Regions from separate parts of the Homo sapiens genome. Here regions 1 and 2 are each linked to region 3. The links are chromatin loops, found by intact Hi-C in ENCODE. Cell type or tissue: gastrocnemius medialis. All regions are shown on one strand.

Region 1 (8,000 bases), 180 kb before region 3:
TTGAGCAAAGTTGACTCTTCACAGACCCCAGGTGACACATGGAAAATAAACATGAGTGAAGAGTCATTGCTTTTCATGGTACTTAGAATCCTTAACACATTTTTGTGAACAGAGGCAGGTGTGAAAAGAGGTTTTGTTTAGAAATGCGACTGGTTCCTTGCCGGCCAGCATCAACTTCAGCTTGAGAATGAAGGCAGCCACTTCAGCTGTGGGCCACACTTCCCAGGCCTGGCAGCCTCTGCAGAAACCAGACTCTTCTATTTTTTTTTTTTTTTTTTTTTTTTTTTTTTGGAGACAGAGTCTTGCTCTGTCACCCAGGCTGGAGTGCAGAGTGCAGTGGGGTGATCTTGGCTCACTGCAACATCTGCCTCTTGGTTCAAGTGATTCTTCTGCCTCAGCCTCCCAAGTAGCCGAGACTACAGGCACACGCCATCACCCCCTGCTAATTTTTGTATTTTTAGTAGAGACAGGGTTTCACCATGTTGGCCAGGCTGGTCTCGAACTCCTGACCTCAGGTGATTCACCCGCCTCAGCCTCCTAAAGCTGGGATTGTAGGCGTGAGCCACTGCGCCCAGCCCCTTACAGCCCTCTTCTGTTCTTGGGGAGGAAGATCTAGGTGTGTTTTTCCCTACTCCAAACTTTGCAAAATTAATGATTAAATGAAAGAGAAATTGGCTTCCCTGTGAAGTCAGAGCCCTGTTCTCATGTTTTTTCCCATAGTGAGATCACTAAATCTCTCTACTGACAGCCAGGGTGCAGACGAGCAGGTAGAAGTGTTGTCAGGGCCTGTTGGCAGGTCTGTGAGGTTGGCCCCCGCGTGGCTATGCTGCATGCCGGGAAGGGCTTCCTCAAAGAAAGGCAAGTGTGCTGAGACCTGCTGAAAAGGCAGCTAGGGCTTCACGCTGTAGAAACAAAAGTGCAAGGCCTGACGCAACCAATGATTTGTCACTTTACCGAGGAGCCTATCAGAAATCGGCTGACATCATCACAGCTAAAATACTCCACCAGCTGTGTTTGCCACAAGTGACAGGTTCAGAGTCAGTGGAGACTCAGACAGAGAGCATGAGAGGGGGAGATGGGAGGGAGAGAGAGAACTCATATCTGGACTTAATTGAGGTTCCAAAGGCTACATCCTTCTCCCCTCTGCAGTGCCTTCCTGAGGGGTTTTCTCCCCTAGCCTGAAGAATCTTCCTGGTCTTCTCAACTGGTTAGGCACTGCTGACACTGCACCCACAGAGAAATTCAGAAATGTGCAAATTGTTGAGCTTAATAAGCAAAATCACAAATTTGATTGGGGAAGTTGTGGAAGAAGAGATGGTTTTCTCCAAAACAGATGGCATTGTGACTCTAGGCAGAAATCCTGCATGAACAGACTCTTGAGGATGCCTGAACTCATAAGACCCCCCCAACATCACACCCCCAGGGAAAGCAGTGTGATATAGTATGGTGGTGACAGACCCAGGGGTGCGGATTTGGGTCTCTGGCAGGACAAGTTACTTCACCTCTCTGAGCTGCAGCACTCTCCTCTCTAAACCAGGCAAATGAGTTTTGTTTTTCTGTGGGTTTTTGTGTTCGTTTGTTTGCTTGTTTTGAGACAGGGTCTTGCCCTGTCACCCAGGCTGAAGTGCAGTGATGGGATCATTGGCTCACTGCAGCCTCAACCTCCTGGACTCAATTGATCCTCCCACCTCAGCCTCCCCAGTAGCTGGGACTATGGGTGTGTACCACTACACCCAGCTAATTTTCTGTGTTTTTTTGTAGAGACAGGGTTTTGCTATCTTGCCCGTGCTGGTCTGGAACTCCTGGGCTCAAGCGATCCACCCACCTCGGTCTCCCAAAATGCTGGGATTATAGGCGTGAGCCACGGCGCCCGGCCACGTATGATTCTTCATAGGAGATAATCTCTTGAGAGGGTTCCGTTTTTTAATGCTTCACTTTTATACTTTCCAGAACAGCACAGCCCTTGTAAAAATTTATTAGCGTCGGTTAACAAAAAACCAAGAAGAGCATTAAGATGAACATGTACTGACCTCATGCTAAGCGGCACACAGACCTCATGGGAACTAAAGCCATGGCATATAAAACTGAGGGGTGTTTAGTTTGGGGATGATTTTTAAGGGGCTGAATTCCTCATTAAGACTGTGGAAAGATGCCCCCAGCATTGTCCCAGCTGACGCTCCAGACGAGGCAATGTAGGAGAAAAATGCTTTTCCGTGTTTGTCACTATCCCTGTGGCATTGCCCTGCCCAGTACAGCTTTTCTCCACTCGAGCAAAGCGTCTATGCATCCCCCAGGCCCCCACCTAGGTGCTGTGGGAGGAAAGGGGAATGCCAGGTGTTGTCCATTGTTACTGCGTGCACCAAAGGAAGCCTCCTTCCTCTTCAGTGGAGGGTGATAGCACGTTCCCCACCCTGGAAGAGAGTTGCTGCTTTGCCATGCCTTGATTCTGGTTGAGAGTCCCAAAGGATGACAGAATCACTTCCCTTGGGCCTCACTGCCAAATATAATCCACTTAATATCCTCCAAGTTTGAGGCCATAAGTCTGTGGCGCATCCAGATGCGACCCCCGAGGCGATAGCATCAACGTGGGAGCCAATGCAACTCAAAAGAAGGATGGGGCTTCGCACCTCCTCCTTGGGTAGGAAGTAGGTTAGCTGCTTGGAAAATGCAGGAACTGGCACTGAAGAGATCTGAGTCTGAACATATCCCTCACCCGTCAGTAGCACTGGGACCTTGTGCAATGTTAGTTTTCCCTTCCCTGCTTCAACTTAGATGGCTCGGGCCCTGAGAAAGTGATTCACAGCTGAAAAATAAATCAAAGGCCTCGTGTTCTAAAAAGAGTTTATGGAAGGAGAGGCAGCTGATGAAAGTCTAGAAAGAAGGCTGAACTTTTCCAATGAGCACAATAAGCCATTTTTACCCTGCCTGTAATCCTCGGGGTGGAATCCCGCGAGTGGCCGAGGCGAGCACCCTTCCCGCCGTTCCTGTTTCTAAGGCTAAATGATGTCATGCCAGCCTGCGTGAGCATATCAATCTGTATTTCTGAGTATGAACTGGATTTGAGGGGTGCATTGGTGCTCCAGCCCTCCAGATCAGTAAGACAACCAATGCAGAAACAAGGGCTCCCAGGCTCCTCTTCTGCAAGAGGCTGTTAGTGACGTGCCCGCTGGGACAGCCCTGCCCAGGATGGCCCCAGCTGGGGAGCCTTTGGCTTCCATCTGGCGGCGTTCTATATTATCCCATCCTTCTGTCTCACCCTTCCTAGGTTCAGCTTCTCTGAAGAGTACACAGCATTTGCTCAGTGGAGTTGTAAAATGTATTGGTAAAGTGCTCTGGGTTGACACGTTCCTTTGCTTCTTTCCTAAATGCCAGGCTCTGTGTTATTAGGGCCGTCTGTCGCTTCCCAGCGCCTCCCGAGGTGACTGCTTCCCTGACTCGGTGGCTGCTTAATATTCAGTGCCATTTCCTCCTCCCGACTGTCCTGGCGTGGGTGTGAGTGTGCCTGTGTGTGTGCTCGTACAGCAGTTGTTATCATGATGTACTTACTGGCTGTCTACCGATGGCTTTCCTTTCATTCTACTATTTTTTGGTTGACTTCTGTGAGCTGTGAGTCATCGGTGGTAACATTATGCATTGAATGGATTAGCTGGTACCTAAAAATAGCCGAGGCCCTCATGCAGGCGGCACATGAGCCTGTAGAGTCAGTCCCTTTGCAGCCAAGGCAGACCCACTTGCCAACATTGAACATGCCGAGCTTGGTGGCGATGAATCCTAATGTATCAAAAAATAGATAGTTGGTGACTGCCCTGTGTGCAGAGCCCAGCCCTGGATTTGTGCCGCAGTTGTTGGTAATACACACTTCCTGTCTGTTCTGGTGCTGGAAAGGCTCCAACAGAGAAACTATGTCAAACCACATTTTTGTTTGTGGGTCTTTGTACCTCTCTAAAAAAAAAAAAAAAGGAGAAAAATGCTCTCCTTTAAACTGTATGTGCTATATGTGCCCCCAACTGGGTCATCTTATATGTTTTGATTCTCTCAGACTGTTGTTGTTTATAGCATTTAGAAAAAAATTAAAGACTATTGTTTAAAGCAGTTTTAGGTGTACAGCAAGTAGAGAGAGGTCTCACACACCTAACAGTTTTCCCTGTTATTAAAATCTTGCATTGGTGTGATAGATTGGTTACAACTGATGAGCCAGTACCGATACCTTATTTTTAACTAAAGTCCATAGTTTATACTACAGTTCACTCTGTGTTGTACATGCTGTTTTTGATGAATTTATGATGTCATGTATCCAGCATTACATTATTATACAGAACAGCTGTACCACCCTAAAAATCCCTTATGCATCAACTATTTGTCCCCCACACCCCACCTGAAACTCCTGGCACCCACTGATCATTTTACTCTCTCCATAGTTTTGCCTGTTCCAGAATGCCATGCAGTTGGAATCATCCGGTATGTCGCCTTTTCACATTGGCGTCTCTCACTTAGCGATATGCATTTCAGGTTCTTCCATGTCTTCTTGTTGCTCTGATAGCTCATTTCTTTTTAGCACTGAATATTATGTTGTTCTTTAAGGCACATTTTTTTTTTTTGAGATAGGGTCTTGCTCTGTTGCCCAGGCTGGAGTGCAGTGACACCATAATAGCTCACTGCAGCTTTGACCTCCTAGGCTCAAGCAATCCTCCCACTTCAGCCTCCCTAGGAACAGGGACCACAAGTACACACCACCACGCCCAGCTAATTTTTCTATTTTTTTGTAGAGACGGGGTCTTGCCATGTTGCCCAGGCTGCTCTTGAACTCCTGAGCTCATGTGATCCTCCCGCCTCAGGCCCCCAAAGTGCTGGGATTACAGGGATGAGCCACCCTTCCCTGCCTAAGGCACACATTTTAAGGCCCCAGAAAAGGAAGGCAAGTGAGCTAGAACCTGTGTGCCTAAGGGCTTCCGTGTCACAGCTGCTGTGGTCACTCACTGGGCAGTGTCCTTCCTGGCCATCCCTGAGCCTCCCCACAGGGCCTTCCCACAAGGGAGCTCTGTGAGCCACGCTACCATGTGTAAGAAAAACCCAGCTTTTAATGTGGGATTTGTGTTAGGAGGCGTCCCGGTGCTAGGGTGTGGGTTTACTGAACAACCCTGAAACACTTCCACCAAGGACTGAGTCAGGCTTTGCGTGAACATGATTCAGTGTTTTAAATAGAACACTCACAGAGATTCTTACACTCAGCCAAAGCGTTTTGACTGTTTTTATTAATGATTTTTAAACATTGCAGTAAATGGGTCTCTCGCTTACCCCCTTCATCTTTGAGACGGGGTTTTCTGATTTTTTTCATGCTGAGAACGTAACCATGCAGACTTAGCCTTCCAGGAAAGCAGACCGGCCTTTCTCTACAGGTAAAACAAGACTGAGAATTTCACTTGCAGACAAAGTTAAGAATGCCCAATTTAATAATTTCGCCAAAAAACAAGACATACTTACTGAAACCTAGCTTATGAGAGAATTCATTGCTCCCAGCAACAGGCGAAATTTGTATGTCTGGGATAGTGTCATGAAAAAATGTTTTGTAAAACAGATGCCCTTCGCAATTTGTGAAAACAGGGACTCTTGTGAAGGAAATGGGAGACATATTTAAACAACAGACGTTTTGTTTTCTTTCTATCTTGTTTTTGGTGATATGTACATATGTGTGTATATAGACATAGCACCAATCTAAGATTGAAATATACAATCAAACAGCATAAATATGCGTGTATGTGCATAGTGTTTAGATATAGTAGTTATTGACTAAGTGGTGAAAGGAATTTTATTGAATTTTCATACAGAGGAGCTAAAATTTTTCTTAAAAGCCAGTCATTAGTCAGATTAGGAAGGTGACATTTAAAAAATAATTATGAGCCCAGAAGTGAGTCGGTGTTGTCTCCCTGTCTAGGTTCGTCCATCCAAAATGGGAGTTGGAGGTGACAGTTCTAGAGGAGTCGATTTAGGGGGATGGATGGAGGAAGGGGTAGGCAGATCTCTTATAACCACACTGATGAGCACATGGGCTTGCTGGCAGCAGTGGGAGGAGGGAGGGAAAGAGTGGAGGAGGGTGGGAGGCGGTCCACCCCCAAAAGCAAGAGGTGCTGGCGACAGGGCATCCAGAGATGAAAGACAGAGGGCCCTCAAGCTTACAAAAGTATAAAGGCCATCCCTGGGCGCGGTGGCTCACACCTGTAATCCCAGCACTTTGGGAGGCCGAGGTGGGTGGATCATCTGAGGTCAAGAGTTCAAGACCAGCCTGACTAACATGGTGAAAACCCGTCTCTACTAAATACAAAAAAATTAGCCTGGTGTGGTGGCAGGCGCCTATAATCCCAGCTACTTGGGAGGCTGAGGCAGGAGAATTGCTTGAACCTGGGAGGCAGAGGTTACCGTGAATCAAGATGGCACCACTACACTCTAGCCTTGGCGACAGAGTGAGACTCTGTCTCAAAAAAAAAGAAAGAAAGAAAGAAAGAAAAGTTATAAAGGCTATTCTACTTACTGCTTAGGGTGTTTGAAACAGGATATATTTACTGGATGAAAAAATGGGCTATATTGAGCTGTCTGGCGTTATGTAACGTGCTTTGGTTATCTGTGGTACTGCTCCCATGAGTTTATTTTCATTGGGATTTAATCAGAAACCATTCTGGAAAATGTGTGGAACCCCAGCAAGATCATAAAATGACTTAATGATTACTAACACAGCTGCAAGAACGAGAGTGGAGAGAAAATAACTGAAGTGTGATTCAATAAAATCATGACGACCTCAGCATCTGACAAGGTGAGGTGGCTATGGCTCCGCTGAGAAAGCTGCCTGTTAGGCGGTAAAGCCACACCCTGGAGAAAGCACTGCTCCTCTCCCTGGGGGAGGTCACAGCCCACTTTAGTTCTGGCTGGTTAAAAAAAAAAAAAAAAAAAAAAAAAAAGACAGGCAGTCTCTCTATTGCCCCCTGTTGTCCACTTGTACCATTGCAATGTTTTTCCATACAGAAGGCAAACAGAACTATTCTTTCAGTTTTTTTTTTGTTTTGTTTTTGTTTTTTTTAAGACGGAGTCTTGCACTGTCACCTGGGCTGGGGTGCAATGGCGTGATCTTGGCTCACTGCAACCTCCGCCTCCCAGGTTCAAGCAATTCTCCTGCTTCAGCCTTCAGAGTAGCTGAGATTACAGGCACCTGCTCCCACGCCTGGCTAATTTTTTTGTATTTTTAGTAGAGACAGGGTTTCACCATGTTGGTCAGGCTGGTCTTGAACTCCTGACCTCATGATCAGCCCGCCTCTGCCTCCCAAAGTGGTGGGATTACAGGTGTGAGCCACCATGCCCGGCCTCTTCTTTCAGATTTTAACTGAGCACCTATTACTTGCTAGGAAGTCTTTTAGACTCTGGAGATAGAACACTGAGTTTGGGGAAAGAGGCAAAACAGACAAATATACAAGTAAATAAAAAAGAATGCATAAGAAGATAACCAGTCCCTTTTGGCACCAGGGACTGGTTTCATGGAAGAAGATTTTTTGGCAGGATGGGAAGAGGGAGGGGGATGGTTTTGGGATGAAACTGTTCCACCTCAGATCATCAGGCATTAGTTAGATTCTCATAAGGAGTGCACAACCTGGATTCCTTGCATGCGCAGTTTACAATAGGGTTCACGCTCCTATGAGAATCTAATGCTTGCGACTGATCTGACAGGAGGCGGAGCTCAGTCTGGAATGGTTGCTCACCTCCAGCTGTGCAGCCCAGTACCTAACAGGCCATGGACTGCTACTGGTCTGTTGCCTGGGGGTTGGGGATCCCTGGTATAAAGAGGAGAAGGGGCCAGGCTAGGTGGCTCATGCTTGTAATCTCAGCACTTTGGGAGGCTGAGGCAAGAGGGCACTTGAGGCCAGGAGTTTTGAAACCAGCCAGGCCAACATAGCAAGGCTCCATCTCTACATAATGATCATCATTATCTTCACCAACAAAACATTAGCTGGACATGG
Region 2 (8,000 bases), 140 kb before region 3:
TGTTGTGGCTTCCTTTGAACTTCAATGGCACCAGTGTGCTAATTCAGCAAATAAAGGGTAAAATGGGACAGCTGGAAGGAAATTGGACCAAGTGGCAGGATCCAAAACACCTGGTGGGTTTCTAGCAGGTTCAGGGCTACTGGCAAGTGACAGAAACGTGCCCGTGCCCTGTTAGACAAAGGGAGTGTGGGGGCAATGGCTGCTCTGAACCTCAAGACACTCAGCTGCTTACAAGGACTGAGCTGAGGGCAAAGGTCCAAATTCTACTAAGTCCATTCATTTGCTTTTCCAGCTAAATGGAACTCCTAACCCCATCTAGGAGACCTCTCAGCATTGACGTAAAAGGAAACTCGGAGGCCGGGCACGGTGGCTTACGCCTGTAATCCCAGCACTTTGGGAGGCTGAGGCGGGCGGATCATGAGGTCAGGAGTTCGAGACCAGCCTGGCCAGCATGGTGAAACCCTGCCTCTACTAAAAATACAAAAAAAAAATGGGCTGAGCGTGGTGGCGCGTGCCTGTAATCCCAGCTACTCGGGAGGCTGAGGCAGGAGAATCGCTTGAACCCGGGAGGCATTCTAGCAGGGAGCTGAGATCATGCCACTGCACTCCAGCCTGGGCGATACAGCAAGACTCCATCTCAAAAAAATAAAAAATAAATAAAATAAAAAAGTAAAAACTAAAAAGAAAAAAAAGAACCTCAGAGAACACAAGCAAGATCAGAAGTGCTACCTTCCTATTGCACCAGTGCCCCAGGCTTGGGATGTCATTGTCCCTAACTGTTAAATTCAGAGAAGTTGCTGCCTTGGGCACCAGCAGATGAGACCTGGTTCAGGAACACTCACCCCGCCAGCGTATGCTGAGCCTCTACTCTATAAGCCAGTGGGTCTCACACTTGAGAGGACATCAGAACTACCTGGAGGGCTCGTGTTTAAACAGGTTCCTGGGCCTCACCTGCAGAGTTCTGATTCTGTAGGTCACGTCGATGGTGGGGCCCAAGAATTTGTAACAAGTTCTCAGTTGATACTGCTGCTGCTGGTCTGGGCACCACGCTTAAGAGAACTGCTGAGATACACTATAAATTAGGTGGTGCTGTGTAAAGAGATGCTAAGTTGATTTCCAATCAGATTCACCTCTGGGGCACACAGAGCCTCCACCCCACCCTGCCTACCACCAATCTTTGGCCAAACAGCCCTGTAAACTAAGCAAGTTTGAAGTTTCTAGAAAGACATAAGGATCTCAGAATATGTTCAGAGTAAAACTTTATTAATCAGAACTCCACTACTTTGGAAATAGTGGTCATTCAACACTTACGATATAGGGTCCAAGTTTTGACTTGATGGAGATGCTCAATGGTTAACATTATTAGGTAATGGAGACAGGACTAATTACATATGGGGATTTTGGGGACTAACCTCTGAAAGAGCCAGTTCACTAGGATGGGGTCCCGGAATGTTGATTTGTAAAAGCCTCTCTGGTGATCCTCACGCAGCCAGACTCAGACAAGGCTGCACTCAGGATTTGAGAACCACTGACATACTGCGGAATGGTACTACTGCCTGGCCGCTCCCGTGAGTTGAATAACCTCTTAGCAAATGTAGACCGACAGTTCTATGTCAGCCTTTTACACACTAGTTGCTCAATAAATGGATATTAATTTGTTCACTGGGGCAAAGGGTATTGAGTGGAGAGTCTTAGAACTCTGTCATTAACCAATAAACCTTTGACCATTTATTTCAGATACTATCACAGTAGATGCTTAATAGAGACTTGCTGGATGAATGGATGGGTGGGTGAAAAATTTGGATGAGGCATTAGAAGGGGCCCAGGCAATCTGCACTGGACAGCGAGTGAAAGACCTTGATCCTAGCTTCAGTTGTTACCTGAGCACCATTCCCAAGACTTTCATCATCTATGGGCTAAAAGCTGCCAGGTCTCCAACTATGAACACAATGCCTCATGTGCAATTTCCCTTCTGATGCCCCTCAAGCACCTCAGAATCAACAGACACGTGCCATAGTGATCACCACACCAGCCCCGAACCTCTTCCTTTGCAGCCATCTTCCAGGTGAGCCAGCACATGAGCCAGCCACAGCCTTGCTCCTCCTTCTCCTTCTCCAGTGCCCCCCAAGCACCTACTCCATTGCCGACACTTGTTTAATTCTGCCTCCCAAATGTCAGTCAATTCTGGAGATGGCTCTCAAGCCTGCTGCAGAGCACAGTCACCTCCCCCTCCTGAATTACTAACGCGTCCCAGCTGGGCTCTCTTTTTTATTTTGCCCCTTTCAATCTGACCCAAGGCAGTGAGTTGGGCACTCTCCTACTCAGACCTCTGCAATAGCTCCCTAGTGCTCTTGGAGAAGTCCCATCCTTAAAGGTGGATCCCACAGCTCTTGTCCATACTTGCCCTCAAGCTTATCTCCTGCTGCCCCTCACGCCTGCCCCTCTCAGGTCACTCGCCCCAGATGCAGTGACTGAGATTTGGTTCCCCAGTGCTTTTCTGTTCCCTTCTTTCTTCTCATCTGAAAACTTCCTTTTCAACCATCAGCTCTCTCTATTACACTCCAGGAAACCTTCCCTGACCCTGAATATGGGATACGTGGCCTGTTATGGGTTGAACTGGGTCCCCCCAAAAACTCGCATGTTGCCATCCTAACCCCTAGCATCTCAGAATGTGACCTTATTTGGAAACAGGAACAATGGACACGTCATCAGTTAAGATGCGGACATCCTGGAGGAGGGTGGCCCCTGATCTGAAAGGACTAGTATCCTCAGGAAAAGGGGATGTTTGCACACAGAGACACACACACAGAGGACGCCACAAGCTAAGGAACCAGCAGAAGGTCACAGAGAGGCCTGCAACAGATCCTTCCCTGGGGCCCTGAGAGGGAGCATGCCCCCCCCAACACCCTGATGTTGGGCTTCTCGTCTCCAGAATGGTGAGACACTGAAATTGAAGCCCCCAGTCTGTGGGGCTTTATTACAACTGTTCTAGCAAGCTGTGGCCTGGCCTACCCTGTGCTCTGAAAGCTGCCTGCACATCCCTCATCAGATGGACCACCCACCTGCTTGTATGGCTTCTGCCTACTGGGCCTGCCACCCTCACTGTGGAATCCGTGGGCAGCAGGGCCTCTGTTTCTGCTGAATGTCAGCGCTGTGACCGCAGTGCCCAGCTCCCTCCCATGCCCACAGGATGCCCAGCCAGTGAAAGAAGAGCAGCGAGGGAGCAGGGGCCTCCCAAGACACCCCAGCCTCAGCCCCGGGTGGAGACTCACAGAGATGATGTGGCCCTTCAGGCCATGGGCAGAGTCGGCACACTCAATGACGGCACTCAGCTGGGGGTACCCCACTCCCGTCTTGGTGCGGGTGGTGCACACAGAACCTGCACAGAGAAAGAAGTTGTCCCCAAATAGATGGTTATACATGAGAAGACTGTGACATGAAATGCGTCCCCCTTACCTTTGCAGCCCTGCTTTAGGGACCAGGGTGAACCTCTGTGGCAGAGGAGATGTGGGGAACAGGCTGCCCCATCTGCACGATGGAGGTCACTGTAAACCACACCACCTGGTCATGCACCCCCTCCGGTCCTCATCACTGTCACTGGCTGATGTCCCAGACATCGCCTTCCCCTCTACCATGCACCTGTCACTGCCACTCCTCCCTGTGGCACTGGCTCCCATGCAATAGCCAGGCACTGACCTTTCCACACTTAAACACCCACTCCTTTCCACCTTTCTACAAATCTACACTCTGCTTTAAAGGACCTCTCAGAATCCTCCCACTGGCTCGTAGCTTCTTTACCTTCAACCTTTGTCAAATGACTCACCTCTCTTAAGCCTCACTGCCCGGCCTGTAAAATCCAAAGAGAAACACAACCTCCTGGGGTTGTGGCAGAGAACAAATGGCACAGGGAGGGATACCGCTTGGCCCAGGGCCTGGCCTGCAGCACGACACCCTCCATACCCTCACCTGCTCTCACTCAGCTCTGTGCTCCACAGGGCCCAGCTGTTTGTCCATCTCCCTCCTGGCTGCCCCACCTCAAGTCCCTTGCAGCCTAGCCCGAGGTTCACTTCCAGGCCAGGGCTCACACCAGCACCCTCCTGCCTGCCTGTCCCACGGTCAGCCCCAGTCCTGGTTGTTCTCCCAGTTAGGTCCAGGCCAAGTCGCACTCTGACCTCTTTATCATACCTCCCCTTATTCAAGCTTCCCGGTGCCGCCACAGCACCCCACTTTACCCAGATCAGCAGAATCAAGCTCCACCTGCTCCCCTCCCTCCCCACTGCTTCTCCAATGGGGCAAGTTTCTTCCCACCTTAGGGACTCTGTACACAATGTTCTCTCTCTTGGACACTCCCCTCTGTACCAGCCCGCCTAGCCAAACCCTTCTCATCTTTCCAGCTTCTTCTTAAATGTCACTGCCCCAGGGGAGTTGTTCATCACAGTTTCAAAAAGAGGCATTTCAATCAGGATCTGTGTGAGAATGTTAAGGGTCTGTCTTCTGTACTGGGTGGTCGGCTCCGTGGACATTCGCTGTTGTTATCAGGTGCTGAGAACAGAGCCTCATATACAATAAGGCACTATAAATAGTCACTGAAAGAATGTGTGGACTCAAGAATGAATGAGTCACCCACATCCCTGTCTCCACTGCCACTCACTCAGCCCCTCCCGGAGGTCTTGTGGTGTGCACGAGAGGGCGCTCTGGGGACAGGGTAAAGGTGGAAGTGAACTCCTCCCTCCCACCAGACCCGGGGGTGGGATGCTTTGAGGCGCAGCCTAATCTCCGGCTCCTGGCCGGCACCACCTTGTAGGATGCTAATTTCTGCCAGGGGTCTTTAGGGACAAGATCAGACAGAGAAGTATGTCTGTGTCCCCAGGCCTGGATTTAGCAGAGAAACCAGGAGAGACAGGGCAAGCCCCTCTCCTGCATCAGCTGTGGGGCAGAGTCCACAGAAGTCCTGTAGCTCCCTGTGTCCTGCTATGTGTCACTCACAGTCCTGGAGCCAAGAAGTCTCATTCCCACGAAGGCGCCTTCCCCCCGCCCTGCAACCAGACGTTGTGCACGGCAGAATAAAAGGTTTAACCCCCGGTTCAGCCTCAGCTTTTCTCCTCCTCTCCCATTGAATTGCTAGATCCGGGGGTGGGGGCCTCAGCTGCAGTAGGCCTGGGGTTCTGATAGTAGTGAGGGCTCTATAAAGGGTAGACCAATTGCCTTTCTTGGAAACAGCCAAGGAAGAAGCTTCAAATAACACACAGGCGGTTCTGATTAACACCTAGGTGAAAGAAGAAGTTGGTGCATACTTTCTCTTGACTAGAGGGGCAGGGAATCCGTTTCTGATGCTTTTTCCCAGTTCCCAGGAGTTGCTCAATAATGAATGAAATCTATCAATCAATAGACATCCAATAATGCTATCATTTAGATATGTAATATGCAATGTTTTTACCATAAAGAATGTGTGAGACTTAAATATGGTCTCCAAACAATTTAAAGAAGTAGCTCCCATGCATTGGGCTCAGAGAAAGCCCCTTATTCTCTTTAGTCACATCTGTCCTACACAGACAGCCAGAGGGGTGGGGAGATACAGTGAGAGCAGAAGGACAATACAGCTTCTGGGGAAATAGAATGCAGACACAGAGATGTGCAAGAAGAAAACAAGTGTAGTAAATGTTCGAGACCACATCTAGAAAAGCTTTGAGAGGGCCGGGTGTGGTGGCTCACACCTGGAATCCCAGCACGTTGGGAGGCCAAGGCGGGTGGATCACCTGAGGCCAGGAGTTCGAGACCAGCCTGGCCAACATGGTGAAACCCCGTCTCCACTAAAAGTACAAAAAATTAGCTGGGCATGGTGGTGCATGCCTGTAATCCCAGTTACTCAGGAGGCTGAGGCAGAAGAATCACTTGAACCTCTGAGGCGAAGGTTGCAGTGAGCTGAGATCACACCACTGCACTCCAGCCTGGGCAACAGAGCAAGACTGTCTCAAAAAAAATAAAGCTTTGAGAGCCAAGAAGCTTCTCACACACCTTCACATCCTGTACAGCACCCGCCCAACACAATGGTAGCCAGTGAACATTCAATACATATTTCCTTTTTTTTTTCTTGAGACAGGGTCTTGCTCTATCACCAAGACTGGAGTGCAGTAGTGCGATCTCAGCTTACTGCAACCTTCACCTCCCAGGATCAGCTGATCGTTCCACCCTAGCCTCCCAAGTAGCTGAGACTACAGGTGCATACCACTGTGCCTGACTACTTTTTAATTTTTATCTCCTATTTTTAGTAGAGACAGAGTTTCACCATGTTGCCCAGGCTGGTCTCAAACTCCTGGGCTCAAGCGATCCACCCACCTTGGCCTCCCAAAGTGCTGGGAGACCAGGCGTGAGCCACCACATCAGGCCCATATTTCTGATTAAACAGGTGACTAGTGAGTGTCCCTGCCTTTGGGACTAAAAAGAGTCTTCCTAATCTATTAGCCTATTTTGTTCTATTATCAGTCTGTCTATTACAGCCTGCCCTAAGAGGAGGCAGCCTGGAAAGGAAGAACGAGGCCTTATCCTTTCTTGCCTTTTCAATAATGGTAGATACTCAGTAAAGACCTCTTCCCATTTGCTCAGAATACATTATTAACTGGCTTAAATGAGTGGCAATATGAAAAACTTAACCTTGAAAATCTCCCTGTATGTTAAAAGCTTGGGTATTTTTACGAATCTACAGGGTTCTTCTTCCTAATATTCTCTTCATACACATCCAATTCCCTCAGGCTGATCACGGAGCCAAGTCACAGCTCAACAGCGTCTCCTGCGCCTCCCAGCTGTGCGTTTTCCCACAGATTCCTCTCATATTGGTTTAGGTTTGCTTCCTTTTTTGGTAGTGTCATTTGGGTATGAGATTCTTTTGAAAAATCTTTGCTGTTTTTCAGTCCCAAGTGAAAATGTGTATATTCTTTCTTGCTCCTCAATTTTAGTGTCTGGTTAATACTGGATGTGCACGGATGAATTTAAAACATGGCAGCTCATCTTCAAGCAGGGCAAAGAAGGAAAGCGAACAGTAACCCTGCCCCATGAGAAAATGGCGCCACCCATGACAAGGACAGAAGGCTCTACCTCGTTCTTCTGCTTAAGATGCCAATGGGTGGTCCTAAGAAAGCATGCCTGGGAGAAGAACATGGGCAAAATCTACATCTAATACGTATCAGGTGAGTAACCAAAGGTGATCATTACCTAGGCCATGGGTCAAGTTTGAATGTGGCCTCATCACTGCAAGCTTATTTGCAATGTTTGGGGTCCCTCAAACATTCACATAAACTGGAGTCATTCATGTTTATTAACTGTCTCTATGGATTCTTCACCTATCGCCTTCCTCTGCAAGGTGTATGGGGTCATTAGTGAAATCTACATTCTTCCACATTGGTTCTGAAACCAAGCCCTCATATTCTGACCACATCCATATATTCTAACCATAATTTAGAAAATCCCTGGGGGCATCAAAAAGCAGCTCAACAATACTTTTCATCAGGGGCTTCCCCGAGAAGCTCAATTATGCTTCCAGAAAAAGCATGCTTTAAATATCTGTGAATGAGTCATTCATGCATCCCCTCCAGTGATCTGCAGTCCCCGCAAGCCCCAGATCCCATTCTTCCCCACACACGTCCTCTGCTGTGCTCCTAACAAGTCTTACCTGGTCCAACTCCCACTTTGATGATATCTGCTCCGGAAAGAATAAGCTCTTCTACCATTTCTCCTGTCACCACGTTCCCTGCCTGAGACAGAAAGAATACAGCTGATGATCATGAACTACTATTGCTGGTATAAAGGTGAGGAACCCCACACCTGAACACGAGGATGTGCATGTCCTAAAGCCACCAGGCAGCTGGGGGACAAAAAAGGAACACAGAATTTCATACCTGGAGACCACTTTTGGGAAAGGCCCCTTGGGTGAGCTGTTGGCATGAGAAGATACAGCATTATATGATTTAAGAACTAGAAGAGATCTTAGAGAGTCCAGGTCAGGG
Region 3 (8,000 bases):
CTGCTCCCTCTGTCCTGAGGGCCATTCTTTCTGTCGCCTTGCTTGGATACCCTTTGGTCTGTATCACATGCAAATCCTCTATTCCTCTGGTACAGTATTTGACATAACATGTATATTATGTATGACTTCTTAAGTGCCTCGAACATCAGAGAGCTCCAAAAATGTACATAAAACTGCATATTATGTGTGATTAGTTTACCTTCCAACCTTAGTTTCATCCTGTTTAAGCCCATCCTAGTTGTATACAATACTATATTCTACATTTACTAAAAGGTTATGTCACACTTAAAAACTCCTGTAAAATTCAGATACTGGTCACACTGCCCAAAACTCTGAAGAGCACCTAAACTGCTGTAGACAGATTGGCCTCAGTTATAACAAGTGTCCCTGGCAAATGTGAAGTTTTAACCTTCCTTCGATGACTTGTCATAACCTCTCAAACAAGGCTAATTGCCACATTATTCGTCCCATTAACAAATGAATTGTAACTTTGGCCAGGTGCGATGTCCTCAGCACTGTTTCTGTTTAATAATATATCTGTGTCTGACATTCCAGGTAGAGGAACATGAGCAAGGTAAGAATCGACTAAGGAGGAGGCAGTGAGGCTACAAATCTAAGGAGGTGCTATACTGAGAGTCTACAATGTCTGGCTGACAAGAGCCATTAATCTTATTTTCACTAAGAAGTATTTAAATTCAATGTTTTGTGCATTCTATAATGATAAAGAAATATTTAAAATGATGAAACTCTGCCAAATACTGCAGTTTTTTCTTTTTTTCAAAGCCCGTGTAAAGAAATCATAGTAAGAATGTGTAATAGCCTCAAAGAAGATAAAGATGGTTTTTATTAACCCAAACATCTGCTAATCTTTAAAGTATTTCTGACATACTGCTAAACTGAGAAAGGAGCCCCCACTGGGGCAAAGGAATCACCATGAAAATAATTTGCTGTAAAATAGCTATCTGAGGACTGAGATCCAGCATTCTCAGCAAGCCGTGGTTTACTACACTGTTGCAGGCCTCAAAAGGCTTCTTAGATGACCATTTGATAAACTTCATCTTGGTGAATGTACCCATCTCTGTATTCGACTGGGGTGGAGGTGTGCTGTTAGGAAACTAAAATCTGCATCTATGCTTTCGTTAAAGAAGAAATTACGCTCTGAAAGACTTGAAGAATATTGCCACAAACGAAGTCTTCTTAGTTTAATTACTGCTTATGTAAAAGTGGCCTTTTTTTTTTTTTTTGAGATGGAGTCTTGCTCTGTCGCCCAGGCTGGAGTGCTATGGCACGATCTGGGCTCACTGCAAGCTCCGCCTCCTGGGTTCAAGCGATTCTCCTGCCTCGGCCTCCCGATAGCTACATTAGACCATGCCTGTCTAATTTTTGTATTTTTATTAGAGACGGGGTTTCACCGTGTTAGCCAGGATGGTCTCAATCTCCTGACCTCATGATCTGCCTGCCTCGGCCTCCCAAAGTGCTGGGATTACAGGCAAAAGTGGCTTTTAACTTATTTTTCAGGTGTAAAGTTAGAGACTAGTTCCTGCTTTATTAGATAGTAAGAAGAGTTTTGAATCAATTCCGTGTCTTTTTGCAACCTATCCATGCCTACACTTCCGGAGAGACAGTGGCCAAAATCAAAGGCAAAGAAGCAGTAACAGAATGTAAACAGGTGGCAGGCAGCCTGAGAGCACCACTGATCCTTCTCAGCATATGGGCCAGAATTTAAGAAAAGATCTAGCAAGGGCGATGATTGACCTTTTCGACATACTCCACATTCTAGCCTGGAGTGCAGAGGATGCCTGGTAAGCATGAAAAATCCTTCTCCTTACTGTCAACATCAGCTTTCTGATAGTCCCTTCCTGCATTTTGCAGTTTCATGGCTATAAAGCAACCTTTTCATTTCAAGCCAATAAATATTTGTCTTGCACCGCCTCTGTGCCCAGCCCTAAGCTGGGGTTTTAGGGTAAACATGTCTGAGAGTTCCTTTTTAGATGGACTTACAGCCTTTTACAATAAAGGGACATATCCCATCAAAATAACTCCAGCCACAATCTAGCTTTTGGGTGACAAGTTTATGCTCTCCAGGAGAACAGTACAACAGAGTACTAGTAGCAAAGATCAGCACTCTAATAGGCTCTTTCCAAGACAGAGGATAGCAGAGCTCAGAGACATGTTTCCAACAAGAACTTCAGTGATGGCTCAATATTTATGGGTGGTTTTGAATCAAGTATTTTCTCTTAGTATTTTCCCCTCAAACCATCTGGATTGTAACTATCTGGCTCCTGGGTTTTGCCCCCTCCTTTTTTTTTTTGTAAAGTAGGCAAAATGTTACCAATAATATCAAAACAAGCAGATGTGGTCAAATAAGTTATGCCTGCAGTGAATGCTTTTGCACTAAAGATCAAAAGTAGATGACATATTCAATTCAATAGAGGCTACATCCTAGAATCACAAACAGAAAGAAAGCCTTTGGAAAAAAACTGTTTTCTCTGTCTTAAGGAAATGTCCATGAATACATCCTATGAGCATAAATAAGCTCAAACTGCACCTTTTAAACATTCTTCGGGTTATACCTTCTAATTCATGACTCTTCTTTAAGTTTTACCCAGTTACTAAGAAAACTGATATTTTCAATATATGGATCACATTTTGGGGCCCAAGGCGTAACATTCTGGCTAAACTCATGTCCTGGCATCGTGGGCACAGATGAATTAACATTTACTGAGCATTATAGATTTTTTTTTTAATGGAGTGAATATAAGGATATGCCAAATTTTAATTTTAAAAATGAATCACATATTCTTACTATATTTTTCTTTCAAAGTACTTCAAATTTTCTCTCTTTTAAAAATTAATTCCTTCTTACAATGTTAAGGAATGAAGTTAGATCATTTATCTTTTAAGAGTTGTAATCAGAGAACTTTCCTCTAAACACAGGCTTGTCTCATAAAGCAATTATCTAGGAATCAAAGCAGAACTTCCTGCAAACCAATTGGAAGTTGTTCATCTGCTCATCATAGAGGGTTCCTCTCAGTTACTGCCCTCCAGTTACCTCACCAGTTACACCATTTTTAAGAGCTTTTAATGACAAATGTAAAATAACTATATCCAGATTCATTATTGAACTCAAAATTTAAGAACTAACCTACATCTTTAAAACAGCTAAGCAGCTATTTTTTTCAAATTCTCAATTACCAATAATTGAATTGTATTTCTCCTGGAGAGCCATGACTGACTCTAGCCATAGTGAGTAATGGCTGGTTCTGCTCTCACCTTGTCAGAACCCACGGTGATCATCAGCCAGCCTGCCTCAGTCCAATGAGTCACTTAACCACAGTTTATTTTAAAACAAACTTTGACTGCCAAGTTATATTTAAAAGCTATCAAATCACAACAGAATTGCTATGAGAGTTTTCTGTTTTGTATCTTTAATTTCAGTAAAACACAAATCAGTTCAAGATGGATCACGGGTCTAAATGTAAAAGCTAAAACCGTAACGCTTTAGAAACAAAACTTAAGAGTATCTTCATGACTTCCAGGTAGCAAAGGTTTCTCAGGACATAGCAAAAACCACAAAAGAAGAAAGTGGATAAATTAGGCTTCACCAAAATTAAAAACTTCTACTCATAAAAGGCATCAGAAAAACAGGTAAGCCACAGGAGGAAATACATTTACAAAACATGTATCTGACAAAGGACTGGTATCTAGGGTACATGAAGAATTTGTACAACTCAAAAATAAAAGCAAACAACAAAAATGAGTAAATGACTTGGACACTTTGAAAAAGATACATGAAAGGCCAATAAACACATGAACAAGTGTTTAATATGAATTGTCAGAGAAATGCAAATTAAAACCACAACACTCTACCACTACACACCCACCAGAAAGCTGGCAGGGATGTGGAGGAACTAGACTCTTACATTCTTGCTGGGAGTACAGAATAGCACAGTTGCCAAATAGCTTTGGGAAAAGGTCCGGCAGTTAGTTATAAAATGAAATGATTACTTACTCCATGACCCAGCTATTCCACTCTTAGGTATTTATTTATTCAAGAGAAATGAAAATATGTGTCTACAAAAAAAAGGTACATACTAGAATGTTTATGGCAGCTTTATTCATAATAGCTGGAAAACAGGTGTTCATTATTAGGAGTACGGATAAACAAACACTAGATTCATTCAATGGAATACTATCCAGCAATATAAAAGAACCAACCACTGATATATAGGACAATATGGATGGATCTCAAAAAATCTGTGATGAACAAAAGAAGCCAGATATCAAAGAGTGCATACCACAAGATTCCATATAGATAAGGCCGCACAGGCATAGCTCATCTCTGGTAGAAGAACACATGACAGAGGTGTGGTGTGCGGTGGGTGGGGGTGGGAAAGAAGGGGAGGGGTTGACTGCAGAAGGGCTTCAGGGAACTTTCTGGAGTGATGATAATGTTCTAAATTTTGATAGCAGTTTTATTTAAACAAGCACAGCTGTTTGTCAAAAATCATTAAATGGTATAATTAGGATTTATGTAAATTTTACATCAAAAGAAAAAACTGCAAACATTGAGTTCTAGTTAATGTTATGCATGCTGAAGTATTTACGGGGAAACATACTTATATACAACTTATTTTGAAATGCATCTAAAAATAAGACAGATTGATGGGTGGATAGAGGACTGATAAATGGATGAATATGTAATAAAGCATGTAGAGTAAACTATTAATATTAGAATTTAGTATATATAGTATATACTTAGTATACATACTATAGAGTAGAATATATAGTGTACATGTACACTATATAGAATATATACTGTATATATACACTATATAGAATATATAGCATACATATATATATATATATATATATAGATATATGTATACACACACATATAATGTGTGTATATATACATAGGTGTTCCCTGTAAAAAATCTCCAATTTTCCTGTCTGTTTGAAAATTTTCATAAGTTAAGGAAGTAATACTAGTAAAAATCCCTTAGGGTCAAGGATTCAAGTAACTAGCCATATCTAACGTGAACCACCACATCTATCTACTTCATGGAGGGCTTGCCACTGAGAAACTTGTCACAGCCAAATAATTACCAAGTTAGGTCTCTATGTAGGCTTAAGGAGATCCTTTTCAAAGCCCAAAGTACAAAATGAGAATCACTGATGAAAGTGTTCCTGCTCTAAAGCAGTTAAAAGATGTGGAGGGCAGCAGCTGGGAAAATTTCCAACTTCAAAAGTGATCACAACCCACACCAGAAGAACACTTCTAATTGAAAGCAGAAAATCTGCACTTCTAAAAAAATGTGCTTATTCACTCACAGTAGATCCCCATCCTAGGCAAACACCAATCTAGGCAGCCCTGAAATCTGAAAATGTTAACTACAATCTCTTTCCCAACAATATAGATCAGCCAAGGAGTGCTTTTTGGTACATTCATTCCATGAGGCCAGGAAGGTTCAGGAATTTTCAGACCTCATCATCTTTTTAACTGCCTTCACATTCTGAGTTACTTGCTAGGTCCTGCTGCTGGTACAGAAGAGGGCTGGGAACAGGCCACAGTGGGACACCATTCAGAGGAAACACACCTAGTGTCCCTACAGCTGCTCAACACTGGTCACCTTGAGTCTGACCCTAGGTGCCTTCTAAATGCTCAGATTTAATTTTACATGTCGTTTTAAAAACCTTCCTTGAATATTTCATACAAATATATAAGTACCAGAAATTCAAAAAGGGCCTAAAGATACCCAGACAGGCGTTCCTTGGCTGAAATAAACACATATAATAACACAAACATCCTATAGCCTTAACAAAAGAAAAAATTATATCAGAAATTTAAAATTTGATTAAATACTTTCTTTGGAAATAACCACATGCCTGCTTTTACTGTTTTTACTTTCCAGGGCCTATTTTGTGTTTGGGCATGCAATCTTTCCCAGATTTCCACATGTCTAAAAGTGATTTTTGTTGGAAGACAGGGAAATACTTAGTTAATATGTACTTAGGACTATAAATGGGTTGCAGTTAAAGTGATGCTATAACTTGAAAACTATCTGACTTTCATAGACGGCCCAGATAAGTGGTAGTTTCTTTTAGGAAAGAACTAATAGCCACAATAAACACATGGTCTAGGATGGTGTAGAGGGGGTGAAAGAAAGGAAGCAAAAGAATGTGAGGAAGCTCTAAGTTAAGTTCAAACAGAAAATAATCACTACAAAACATTTTTGAAATGGTGAGATTTCTTTTAGATACTCTCAACTTTTCAGTTTATAAAAGCAAAGTGAAAAACATCTCAAAATCTATTAGGAAAGCTTATATTAGTAGTTATCAGTTAACCCCATTTTTGTTTACTTCCAAGTTCTTAATTCTATGATTCAACAAATATGCAACAGACACTTATTAGACTCTGGGGATACAATGTTGATAAGCTCCCTGTTTAATGGAGTTTAGGTTATTAGAGTGACTGATAATAAACAAATTACCACGTAAGTATATGTAGTATTATAAGCTCATTAAATGCTATAAAGGAAAGATACATGATGTCTTGGGGGAGTTTAGTCTCCCAAGCAAGGCTAGGGAAACTTTTCTGAGGGCTGAGGATGGGGCTGAGGTCAGAAAGGTAGGACAGATTTAACAAGGGACGAGTCAGAGTCAAACTCATCACTGCCAGCATCACTGAAATCTGGATGAAATTTAACATCCAGGATTAGAGCATTTCTGTGAACATTTAGTCTGGGACTCACGGAGCTCTTGGAATGGGGTTGTTTTCTGGAAAAGAGAATCCATGTGTTGGTGAGCCTTACCTAAGCAAAACGTCTCCTAGCAAAGACTTCAGAGCTCTGCTAAAACGTGGCTAAGTCGGGAGCAAAATATAGATTTTATTGGCAGTGGATGGTATAATTACCATTGTGAAGATGAAGCATATACTTCTCTAATCTCTGGTTTTGGAAATGTTGACAAAATCCAGTCAGAATTGCAGTAAACTCAAAGCCTTTGAAAGGCAAGAATTTCCAAGATGATTATTATTTCAGATCTACTTCCAGAATACATTAATTTGTTTCACTATTCATTTTATTCCATGGCATCACAAACATCTGCTGAAAATAACCTGCTGTCTCCATCTCTGAAATATGCCAGCTGAAAAGTAAAAGACTCTCCTTTTACATTTGAGGCTCATATTCAAGAGCAAAGCATAATCTAGATAGAAGAATCAAATCTAAAATTAGGCCAAATCAGAACTCTACCTACCAATCTAAGCAAACACTTGATGTGCTTTTTCTGTTTTCAGAGACACATATTTAGGAAAACATTAAGGAAAATAATATAAAGAGGACACAAAAGCAATGAAAAAAGTTATTGCTAAGAGAAATTTAGAAACCATCTCTTCAGAGGCCTTCAAGTAGGATGTAGAGCTGGGCCCATAGCAGTCTGGATGGCTGGTAGTTGGTGGCAGAGCTGAAACTACAATACAGGGCTTCTGCCTGGTTCCCTGGTGCTGTCCTATGACAAACAGGCCTTCCTGCCCATCATTCTCACAAGGGCCTCCCTAATCTGATATGAACTAATAAGTTAACTGCCCTTCCCAACTTGGCTACCTTAATTGTCCCCAGAGGACAACTCTGCCAGGATATTTCAGCATCATTTAATAAACTGTCTAGATACTTTCAGTATACTACACTACATGCACCCTCATGATTTAGAAAAGAATAAAAAAATCACCTTTCATAACTGGATTGTCAAAGCTAAATTTACTCACTACATAAACAGACCTATTTTATATTCATGGCATTTTATATAAGTATTTTACAACAAATAATTAAACATCAAAGAAGTTTACGAACCAGCTTCATTTGCTAGCATTTGTAAACATACATATTTTTGTTCTATAGTTTCATGCATGTAAAAACAATGCTAATTGTAAACTGGACCCAGTACAGCTTCTGATGTCCTAATTAAGAGGTACAAATGCTAATTACAAATCACTTTAT

What was found. Hi-C counts contacts between places; a loop is a spot of excess contacts. Peaks named below come from ENCODE experiments on the same cell type or tissue, not always from the same donor. Only the 100,000 strongest peaks of a DNase experiment are listed, where the experiment ranks them.
Region 1: a loop joins it to region 3, with 2.9 times the contacts of the local background. A loop is called at or near these places in 10 of 110 quality-filtered maps.
Region 2: it touches region 3 in a loop (4-fold over the local background); 5 of 110 quality-filtered maps call a loop at or near these places.

What each region holds. Positions count from the first base shown.
Region 1 is chr6:16,315,816-16,323,815 of GRCh38, reverse strand. All of the region lies in intron 7 of ATXN1 (ataxin 1), which reads left to right. Among named protein-coding and RNA genes, the nearest start is that of GMPR, 81 kb to the right of the region's middle. RefSeq lists enhancers at 1,076-1,135, 2,613-3,446, 3,359-3,478. In gastrocnemius medialis, CTCF peaks have their summits at 6,774 and 6,979 (motif pointing left); DNase peaks (open chromatin) are centred at 925, 2,745, 3,125, 3,715 and 1 weaker place; H3K4me3 peaks cover 1,210 bases; H3K27ac peaks cover 7,028 bases.
Region 2 is chr6:16,274,163-16,282,162 of GRCh38, reverse strand. It overlaps GMPR (guanosine monophosphate reductase), which reads right to left. Exons shown (of 9, transcript NM_006877.4): 5 at 7,667-7,748; 6 at 3,273-3,379. Among named protein-coding and RNA genes, the nearest start is that of GMPR, 40 kb to the right of the region's middle. RefSeq lists an enhancer at 4,551-4,845. In gastrocnemius medialis, a CTCF peak has its summit at 4,681 (motif pointing right); DNase peaks (open chromatin) are centred at 3,602, 4,322, 4,682 and 6,182; H3K4me3 peaks cover 2,376 bases; H3K27ac peaks cover 8,000 bases.
Region 3 is chr6:16,132,632-16,140,631 of GRCh38, reverse strand. All of the region lies in intron 2 of MYLIP (myosin regulatory light chain interacting protein), which reads right to left. Among named protein-coding and RNA genes, the nearest start is that of MIR4639, 4.9 kb to the left of the region's middle. RefSeq lists an enhancer at 7,430-7,589. In gastrocnemius medialis, no CTCF peak of the experiment used is centred here; DNase peaks (open chromatin) are centred at 3,291 and 7,501; H3K4me3 peaks cover 4,227 bases; H3K27ac peaks cover 8,000 bases.